2 separate regions of the Homo sapiens genome follow, and region 2 is linked to region 1. Evidence: read pairs that join two places in POLR2A ChIA-PET (ENCODE). Cell type or tissue: IMR-90. All regions are shown on one strand. Each heading gives the region's core, and the rest is flanking DNA. Links, peaks and the distances in the headings are about the cores only. Region 1 overlaps ARL15 (ARF like GTPase 15). Region 2 overlaps ARL15 (ARF like GTPase 15).

Region 1 (5,390 bases), core at 169-5,168:
GGTTTAATCTTATGAGTAGATTGTAATGAAATCATTACCTTTGAAACATCAAACACTTCTTTAAGCTTTTTTTTTTTAATGTCATGAATCAGGAAGGATACATAGTGATTCGTATACAATTTTGTCTGCAGCATTCTTGAATATTTTTAACACTGTGTAATCCCTGAGCAGCACAAAACTTTTATTCCGATGACCAGTTACACAATTCCTGTTTTTATTTTGTCCTGTTGTGCTCATCTTCTATGAAAAATAAATGATTATTAGGCCTTGCTTTCCCTGCAAGTTCATTAAATGTAGAATGTTGTCTTTTTAAGACACCGTGGCTGAGTGCTCCTAAGCCATCTGTTAAATGACTTCCCGTGGTCTGCGTGTGTGTGTTCATGTGTGCGCCAGTGATGGGCCTCTCCTCAAACCCACGACTGTCTGCAGCGTCTCAGCCGTCAGAATGAAAACATTATCAATCAGTACCCAACAACAGCTGTTTTTGACAAGTTTCTGTCTGACGCCTAATGCTTTACAACTGTCAATAAGGCTCCCTCTTTGTCTAGCAGGTCGGAGCTCGCTGTCTTGCTGCTTCCGCGCGGCATCCTGTCCTTGTAACCCTAGAATTTGCCATGTTTTGGAAATCCACGTGGGGGCGGGGTGGGGCCTGAACGGGTGGGGATGGGTGGGTGGGTGGTGGGGTGGGTGGGATGGCTGGGGGTGGGAGTGTAAGTCCCTTTTCCTACTTTCATGTAAAGTGCCACAGGTGTCTTGGTTTGCATATTCAAATATTATATAGGAAAAACAGTCTGTTATGTATTTCTTCACCTAGCTTCTTGTAATATTTATGGACGTTTCCAGTTTTTGTACCTTCTTAGCTAAAGCAGTTGCCTTTTTGTAATGGCAATTAATTTATATGATAAAACTTTGTATCCACTGTAGTTGACAGTATTGGTTGCTAATTAACTGCCATATTGCCCTGTCTTTCTATTAAAAAAATACTGTACCTGTACTTAGAGGCTAACAGATTCATGTGGACATTTACCAGGCAAGACCAACTTGTATTGTCCATGATTTCTACGATTTCCACTATCTTCAAATGAAAAATAAACGCTGAGTAGAACTGGTGTTTTCAGACTAACTCCTTTCAACTTTAGCATTTGGGAGTCCCAGATTTCTGTTTACGTTTGTGTCGCCTGTTTGTCTCCAAAATAAGTTCTGCTGCTCTTGGGTCAAAACAAATGATTAATTCGCATTTCCTTTGAAGCCATTGTGAAAACCTTAAAAGAAAAAAAAAAAAAAAAAAAGCAAGTATCTTTTCCAGTTGGTTTGTCTTCAGCAGCAATTTACTCTTATTGAAGCTGTTCCTTCGGAGTGTGTGAACAGACTCAAGATATTATTATAAAGCATCATCCTTCAATCAAAGGATTATTTTATAATATGTGCTGTGAAATTAACTTGAGTGGCAAAGTTTGGTGCAATGAGTTATTTCATTCAATGGTGATTGATGCTGTTAAGTAATATTTTTAAGTGACTCGAGGAAATACTGTGCATTTACAGATCCATCCTTAAGGATGCAGGTCTAAAAAAAGAGTAAGAAAGAAAAATCAAGTGGTAGATAGATAGAAGAAGAGAGAAAAAGAAAAAAAATACGTAATTGAAGATGAAAAATTTAAATCCCAGCTTTTGCTTGGTCCCAAATGCAACGTTATCATCACTTAGTATTTGACTACACAGAGAGCTTGCAACGTTTCACTTCTAAGCTGGGAATCTAACCTTCATTCCTAGGTTTATTTCTAGTGTAGGCAATTAGCAGTTATCAACTTCCTAAGCATCTCAGTCCTATCCAAGTAAATGTGAACAGAACTGTAAGATTTTGAAGCAAATGGGGTTTTCTTCATGTCCATATTGCATATTCAGACTTGAATGGAAATCTAATATTCGTGCCTGGCTTCATCCTCTTTATAACTTTAGAGTGCATTTTCATTAACCTCCTGACCTAATGGCGCAAACAGAAATGAAAAGGTATGTAGGGTGGTGGGGCTGGAAGTGGGAGTTGCCCTTTGGGATCCCTCATTTTCAATGCATTTGGAAGGGAGGGTCTGTGTTTGTTATGCAGAAACTTTAGAATGTAGAGTCCCTGTCTTGTTCCCCAGCCTGGGTCCTGGAGATCTGAAGTTCATGCTGTAAAATGCATTACCACATCATGTTGGGAATTCCTGGCTCCCAAGGGCTCACAGCATTTGGTCACCAGTGAATCAGCATGTTTAAATTATGTGCATCTCAGGGTTAAATGTTTTTCAACTCAGATGCATGAAGTGACTGATGAGCCCAAGGTTTGGCACCCTACCCCACACCCCCTTGTACTAATTTAGGAACATGAAAAGGATCCCTTAGAAGCCTCAGATGGGATGTCAGTTTCTCCTCCCCTTTCCTATTCTCTTTGAATTAAAGCTTTAAATGACAAACTTTTCTTCCACCCACTGTCTCATCAGATCTGGAAATTCTGACTTCCCTTCCTGGGGTTTCATCTGTTTGTAACAACTTCTCCATAATGTGACTTACTGTGAAACCAAGCAAAGAAGTTAAAAGTCACAAAGAAGAATCTCTCCAATACGCCCTGTCTAGCATCTTCCTTTCCTTATGAAACAAAGAGAAATTCAAAGCCCATGATTTCTCTATCAGATTTTTCTCTATAATCTCATCTCACATGCCATCTCTGCTCTGCAAAGCATATTGTATTCACTGGCTCCTGGTTTAGAAAGGCCAACTACAGGGTTCTTAGGCTTAGCCTGCCCCTTCCCTTTCTTGCTGTACTTCTCAAGTCCTGACTGCACACAGGAATTTCCACAGGGCATTCTAGATGAATAATCACTTTCTACAAGGGAATAGTGTGGGCCTGGTGGCTTTCAAAGAAACTTCACTTACCATATATGCCTTGTAAGTCACTTGTACCCTGTTGGGAGAATAAAGAAAGTGGTTTCTAGATGTAATGCCTTGCTAGGCTCAGCCAGGTTTATAATCCAGTCCAACTCCTTATCCCCACTGCTCCAGCTAGACATAGACCAACGTGGGTACAGCCATTCCACCACACTTTTAAAAAACGATCTTCTGCTAACTACTAGATAATGGTGAATTCCCTTTTTCCTTCCTTCTTTTTCAAAAATCTCTTCCTTTTATCTGATGATCTCAAAGAATCCTACATAAATGTTTCAGCCTAGTTTTCTTCTAGCAGCAACATTTCAACCATGGAGGTGAGTTGGCAATGTAGTCCCCAGAGATGCTAACCTGGCTCAGGCCCAAGGGAACAAATCAAAATGAGGCTTGAATAAGCACCAGGTTCCCCAGACTCTCTCATTTTCCTGTTTCTTCATGGAATATAGGGAGGCGGAGGGAGCTGGTTATTTCAAAAAGCCTAAGATCACTTCCATCACAGGCAAACCCCTCCTGAAAGTGTGAAATCCAGCCTACAATGGACTTTCACCGACAAGTGATTCATTGAGACAAAGGCTAGAGTTCCAGCATCAAACAGATGTCAGACAAAGCACCAAACGCCTATAAATGATTGCTTTGCAAGCAAGGGAATGACTGGAAGACCTGGCCTAATGATGTACCCCATGTCTGGACAAGCTTACAGAAGATGGTGGTGGAGGGAGCTGGTTTTTTTTTTTTTTTGAGACGGAGTCTCGCTCTGTCGCCCAGGCTGGAGTGCAGTGGCGGGATCTCGGCTCACTGCAAGCTCCGCCTCCCGGGTTCACGCCATTCTCCTGCCTCAGCCTCCCAAGTAGCTGGGACTACAGGCGCCCGCCACTACGCCCGGCTAATTTTTTGTATTTTTAGTAGAGACGGGGTTTCACCGTTTTAGCCGGGATGGTCTCGATCTCCTGACCTCGTGATCCGCCCGCCTCGGCCTCCCAAAGTGCTGGGATTACAGGCGTGAGCCACCGCGCCCGGCCGGGAGCTGGTTTTAAACAGAGTCTGTGAAGAAAGCTGTTTCTGGAGAGAGAAGTAAGACCACAATTCTTACCTGAGAGGTTCATGTTGAAATGAATGATTTCTGGCCAGTTTGCGTATAATCTGTGTAAAGGTAAATCAGAAAAATGTGTGTCCAGGGCACCTTGAAGGCCAGAGTGATGTGGTATGATATTAAATCATTAGACATATAAATATTAAAAATGAGAAGATTTTGTTAGAATGGAAACGGCTCACCAAAAGGCAGAGACAAGAATGCAAACAGTAAGTCTAGCTGTCATTCTCTGTAATCTGGAGCAAGTCAGGTTTGTCTCTGGACCTTCTCCAGTTGTTTTACAACTTTCTAGACATGCAGTGTATCAACCCAACACTTTTATTAAGCAGCTTTGACAGGGTTTTTGAGATGACAGCTAGTCGAGATTCAACTTAGCATTGTACAGTTTTATTTCACAATTGGAACTTTCGGTTTTAATACTTTTAGGACTTTATTCATTAATGCAACACTTTTTGTTGAACACCTACTATGTACCAGGGATTGATATAGCTGTAAATATGACATACTTAGTCTCTGTCTTTGTAGTACTTTAATTCCTGTAACACTTGTTAAATTGGATTATTTTTATGACCGTAGAGAATTAGAGGGGGTGAGGGATTTTATTATATTAAAATTGCAATTTCAGTCTCTAGATTTTAAAAAATTTGTTCTTGGTCCTAATTTCTGTTTTTTAGCCCTCCTAATTTAGAATTGTTTTTGGGTGCTGTTTAGCTTCTGCGACCATTAATAAAACTAAAAATCTAACCATAGTGAAGTTTTTGCCTTTTCTTAAGCATCTTTGTAAATAGAACCTTGTAAAGCTAGCACCTTTTATTCTGCTATTTTGCTGCTACAACAATGAAGCATGTGTCTAGCACACAAAGGTGCTTCCAAAGTGCAAAATCAAACTCTTGTCAATTACCTACTGTTCTTTTCATCCTCTCTGTATTCAAAGGGCTTTGCCTCCTCTAGAACAGCCTTGTCTCATCCTGCCTGTTGATCAAACAAATGACTTATATTTGAAATGTTGAATGTTTAATCTCCAAGAGGAAAATTCTTATTCAGCAGCAGTCTCTTGTGTTTTATTCCACCTAACAGTTAAAGCGGCTGCATGTCTGCCACGATTCACATGCCCAGACAGAGGCAGTAACCTGTAAGCATATAACCTGCTGGGTTTTTTTGTTGTTACTGTTTGACCTAGGAAGGTAGCAGTGAGTTTTAACTGGGTTTCAAGAGGCTGCTTTGATTTTCTGTCATTGAGGACTGGGAACTTGGAAAGACCCCTTTACGCCCATGATTTATTCCAAAATGGTACTTGGGCAAAGTCGTTCCTTTAGCAGGAGTTAACACATTTTGGATTTAGAACATTTTTACAAAATCTATACCAACACTGTTCGCATTT
Region 2 (5,390 bases), core at 131-5,130, 280 kb before region 1:
TGAATCTATATAGTCTTCTGTTAGCCTTATAACAGCCCTTATATGACAGGTAGGAATCTTTTTCCATATTCTGTTTCTAAATTACCTGAAGATCAAAGGTATGGTGACATGGCTATTGTTACATAGCTAGAGATAGGATGCCAGTTCAGGTGTTCAAGTGAAGTTTAGTGGTATCCAAGGTTTAGGATTTCTGGTGGAAGTAGGTACTTTATTGGTTGTTTATAAAACTGTGAATATCTTTTGAGTAATGTGCAATGAAGTTATATAAACTTTATTAGCTTAAGTCTTTTCAATCAAAATAGCTTCTAAAATATGTGTAAGAGTAACACAAAGTATGCTTTTCTTCACTTATCAGAGTTATCTTCTAGCACTATTGCTAGAGGAGCAGTTTTGAATTATAGTGTAAAAGATTATCTGTATATAATTTTCTTACTTGTAAGTTATGTTTTGTGTTTGTTTTTATGAAATTTTTTAATAATACGTTTTACCAGAATTGTGCACTAGTCTATTTTCTGATGAATTAGTTGTTAGGTTGGCTAATTTTTTGGATATCAAGCTTCTTTGAGTTGTCATTGTTCTGAACCTGGCATAATGTCTTTTTGGAGGCCTCTTTGGAGGAAGCTGCCATCAAGAAGTTTACACCCAGGTTAGGAAGATAAGTTGTGTATTGATAAAAACAGTTCACATATATTGCTTATTTAATATACTCCAGGCTCTGTGCTAAGACAGAATGTGATATGTGTTATATTAATGGTGTAAATATGAAAGTTAAAAGAGGAGAGTGATCATTTCTAATCTGGAGGGTCAAAGAAAGCTCATAGTTAAGGTTACATTTGAGTAGGGTCTCATATGATGGGTAAGGTCTAAGCAGAGAGGAATGGGGTGAGGAGAGTTAGGGATAGAAAGCATAGGTATATTCAGAGAAAGATTAGTGGTCTTACTGGGTTAAGGCACAGCATGCAGAGATTTAGGGGATGTTGGGATCTAAGGCTAGAGACTTAGAGAAGCTGTTGGGGGAGACCTGTTAGATGTAGAGGTGATCCAGCAGGGACAATACTTGTGGGGATGTTACTGCTACTGTAAAAGTGACAGTTATGCTGGGTATTCAAGAGGAAAGGAAGATAAAACAATCAAATATGAGTCAAGTTTATAGCTTTATGTTTTGGTGAATTGTTAAAAAAAAAAAAAGTAGGGAGAATGTGACAGAGTTTTAAGATAAAAATAATGAGTTTAGTTTGGGGCATGCTGATTTTGAGGTTTGACAAGACATCCAACAGTGATCCAAATGCTAAAAGCCAAGCAGACTAGAGAGATTTGAGAGACAACTCAGTCATAGATTTGGATGAGCTTGTCCAGGGGTAATGGGTAGAAAGCGGGAAGAAAGGTGCTAAGCACCAATTATATTTTGTTAATTCATTCCACATTCATTGAATGTCTGTTATGTGACTGCCACTGATTTAAGGACTGAGGATATATCAGTTAACAAAATATACAAACAACCCTGCTCTTTGGAGCTTACATTACAGCATCTGCTTTTGATAAGGAATATAGGTCAGACAGTTCTATATAATATCCTTTAAGTCAAATATGGGCAAGAAATCAAAAGAACCAGTCAAATAAGGTAAACGTAAGTCTAAAGTCTGAGAAAGGCCATTGGATGTGGTGACAACGTGGTAATTAATAACTAATGGTAGAAACAGTTTCAGTAGAGTATTGAGGTGGAAACCAACCTGAGAATTGAGGGGATGAAGAGCAAGCAAAGGAATTGAGGGGTAGACCATCGTTTTCACTCCTTAACTCTTTGGAATATAGACAGTTCTTTCAAGAAGGTGGACAGAAAAAGAGAAAATAGTGCTAAGAGAATTTGTTTCTATAAGAAAAGGTCTCTTGAGCATGCTAGTAGTCAGAGGTTTAGGGTGGTCATCAGGGGAAAAGGCAAGACTGAATATGCTCAAGAGAGGGCAGTGAGCACAAGGATGAGTGAGGACTTCTTGTTCTGGTAAGATGGAATAACTGGAACTAGTTTACTCTCCCATCTAAAAGAAGAAGAACAACAACAGCAACCAGCTCATGAAATATACAAAGCAACAATTTTCAAGCCAGGAAACGCAGTTATCCCTGAGAAATGAGAAACAAATGAGATGTGCTCTGTGATTGTCCCAGCTTAATGCCTTGAGAGTTTCCAGGCTGTGGCACAGTTCCAGAGGGAGCTGAGGTGGAGCTCAGTGAACTCCCTGCATTGAGGAGATGAAGCCGAGAGCAAGGGGAGACCAAGATGGCTAATGTTCATAGAATAGAATACCAGAGAAAAGAGTTGTACAGAGAGAGAACACTAAAGATTTTCAGAGTCTCCCTTGAGTATCCAGCAAAATATTCAATGCATGCATGTGAGGAAACTTCCCAAGGCCAGGGCAAGAACCATCTTAAAGGACTAGAGGGAACAGTGGTTGGTGTTCATACAGGGTTGAAAACTATGCCTGTAATCACCAGATGGACTGAAAAACTTATAACTCACAAGGAACTGGGTAGAGTACTTGGCAAGGTCAGCCGTAAGTGGAGTACCACTCTGGACTCACATGACAGATAATATTAGCAAGTCCCAAAACCTCAGATGGTTGTCTGGTAATGTAATGCATCTCAGCACAAAGCTGTATAGGATTTAAAGAAAAAATATTCATCACTCAACAAGGTAAAATTCACAATGTCTGCCAGTCAGTCAAAGATTATCAGGGATGGGAAGAGGCCAGAAATCATGATTCATAATGAGAATAATCATCGAATTGGAACTGACCCAGAACTGATGTAAATATTAGAAGTAGCAAAGGGGGACATTAAAACTGTTATTATCACTGTATTGTATCTGTTCATAGAGACAATCTGAGAGAGAAAAAAATGCAAAGAGCATCCAGCGAGCTATGGGACAACTTTAAACCTAAGCTAGGGTAATTTGAGTCCATGAAGGTGAGTGGAAAGGGACAGAAAAATATTTGAAGAAATAATGGCTGAAACATTGTTGAACATGAAGAAAACTCTACACCTACAGATCCAAGAAGCTCACTGAACCCCAAACAAAAGGAACATGAGCAAGGCTGGGCACAGTGGCTCACACTTGTAATCCCAATACTTTGAGAAGCTGAGGCGGAAGTATCACTTGAGGCCAGGAATTTGACACCAGCTTGGGCAACATAGTAAGACCCCCATCTCTACAAATAAATAAATAAATAAATTAGCTGCATGTGTTGGTGCTTGCCTGTAGTCCCAGCTACTTGTGAGGCAGAAGTAGGAGGATTGCTTGATCCCAGGAGTTTGAGGCTGCAATGAGCTGTGATCACACTGCTTTACTCCAACCTGGGTGACAGAGAGAGAGACCCCATCTCTTGTGGGGGAAAAAAAGAGAGAGAGAGAAAGAAACGTGAATATAACTATACCAAGGCACATCATAATAAAATTGTTCAAAACCGGTGATAAAGAATATGATGTTTAATTTTGTGTGTAACTGGCTGGGTCCCAGTGCCCAAATATGTAGTCAGACATTAGTCTGGATATTTCTATAAGGGTAGTTTGGGATGAACTTAATACTTAAATCTGCGGATTTTGACAGATTGTCCTCCATAATGTGGTTTGGCCTCATCCAGCCAGTTGAAGGCCTGAATAGAATAAAAGACTTGCCTCCCTGGAACAAGAGGGAATTCTTCAGTAAATGGCCTTTGGACTTGAACTGCGTATTGATTCTTTCCTGGGTCTCCAGCCTGCCAGCCCAAACTGTAGATTTTGGGTTTATAGCAACTGTAATTGTGTGAGCCAATTTCTTAAAGTATTTCTCTGTCTCTATTTATATATATATATATAAACAAAGGTATATATTTATATCCATACATGCACCTATACATACATATAAATATGCATATAAACACACATCCTTTTGGTTTTTTTTTTCTCTTGAGAACAAAGTAGTACAAAGAAAATACCTTAAAAGCAGATAAAAGATGTTACATGAGTAAGAATAAAAATAAGGATGGCATCACATTTTTTCACTGGAAAAATGCAAGTAAGAAGACATTGGAGCAGCATCTGAAAGGGAAAAAACTGTCAACTAATATCCAGCAAAAGTCTCTTTTAAAAAGAAAGTAAAAATAAAGACTAGACTTTTTCAGACATACAAAATCTGAAGGAATTTATTGCTAGCAGATAAGCATTATAAGAAATGTTAAAAGAAGTCCTTGAGTCAGAAAAAAAATGATACCAGATGGAAATCTGGATCTATATAAAATGGAGACTGCCAGAAATGCAAATTATGTGGATAATTATATAATATTTACTTCTTATTATTTAAATATCTTTAAGAGGTATGTCTTTAAACAACAATAATAAGCACATATTATGGGGTTAACAACATATGTAAAAGTAAAATGCCTGAGAACAATAGCACAAAGGTCATGGGGAAAAAGGGAAGTACACTATTGGAAGATTCTTGTACTATATGTGAAGTCGTATAATAACACTTGAAGGTAGACTGATTAAAGATTTACTGTAAACCCTAAAGTAACCAATAAAATAACAAAACAAAGGATGAGAGCCCATAAAGCAACAAATGAGATGAAAATAGAATTATCAAAAATAATCCAAAAGAAGGCAGAAAAAGAAGAAAAGGGGAACAAGAATAGATGAAACAAATAGGAAACAAGTAGAAAGGTGATACAGTCAAACCTAAACATCAATAATAATATTAAATATAAATGATCTAGACTCCTTAATTAAGAGACAGAGGTTGATATAATAGATTTTTTTAAAAACCAAGACCCAACCAAATACTGACTTTAAGAATCAAACTTTAAGTATAAAGACACAAATAGATTAAATATACAAAGGTGGAAAAAGATACATCATGCTAACACTAGTCAAAAGAAAGTTGGGGTAGCTATGTTAATATTAGACAATGTAGATTTCAGAGCAATGAATAAGGCTGGGGATAAAGAAGTTCATAATGATGAAGGGATCATTTATTCAGGAGACTGTAATAATTCTACACATTTATGTACCTAACAGAACTTAAAAATATATGAAACAAAAAAATGACAGAACTGCAAAAAGAAATGTACAAACCCACAATTACAATCAGCGACGTCAGTTTCTCTCAATACTTTATAGATCATGTGGGAAGAAAATCAGCCAGTACGTAGCAGACTTCAACAACACTAACAGCTAACTTGACCTGATTAACATTTTATAAAATACTCCACCCAACAACAGAAGACATTCTTTTCAAGTACACATAGAATATTTGCCAAATTAGGCCATAACCTGGTTTATGAAAGCAAATCTAAATAAGTTTAAGTGGCTTCAAGTTATATCCAATATGTTCTTAGACCGTGATAGAATTGCATTAAAAA

Evidence for each region. ChIA-PET counts read pairs that join two places held together with the same protein. Peaks named below come from ENCODE experiments on the same cell type or tissue, not always from the same donor. Only the 100,000 strongest peaks of a DNase experiment are listed, where the experiment ranks them.
Region 2: POLR2A ChIA-PET joins it to region 1 with 5 read pairs; 2 of 35 experiments call an interaction of 5 or more read pairs at or near these places.

What each region holds. Positions count from the first base shown.
Region 1 is chr5:53,879,660-53,885,049 of GRCh38, reverse strand. ARL15 (ARF like GTPase 15) reads left to right here. Exons shown (of 5, transcript NM_019087.3): 5 at 1-1,108. Among named protein-coding and RNA genes, the nearest start is that of LINC02105, 63 kb to the right of the region's middle. RefSeq lists an enhancer at 1,649-2,848. In IMR-90, for the core only: no CTCF peak of the experiment used is centred there; a DNase peak (open chromatin) is centred at 2,219.
Region 2 is chr5:54,164,198-54,169,587 of GRCh38, reverse strand. All of the region lies in intron 2 of ARL15 (ARF like GTPase 15), which reads left to right. Among named protein-coding and RNA genes, the nearest start is that of ARL15, 140 kb to the left of the region's middle. In IMR-90, for the core only: no CTCF peak of the experiment used is centred there; no DNase peak of the experiment used is centred there.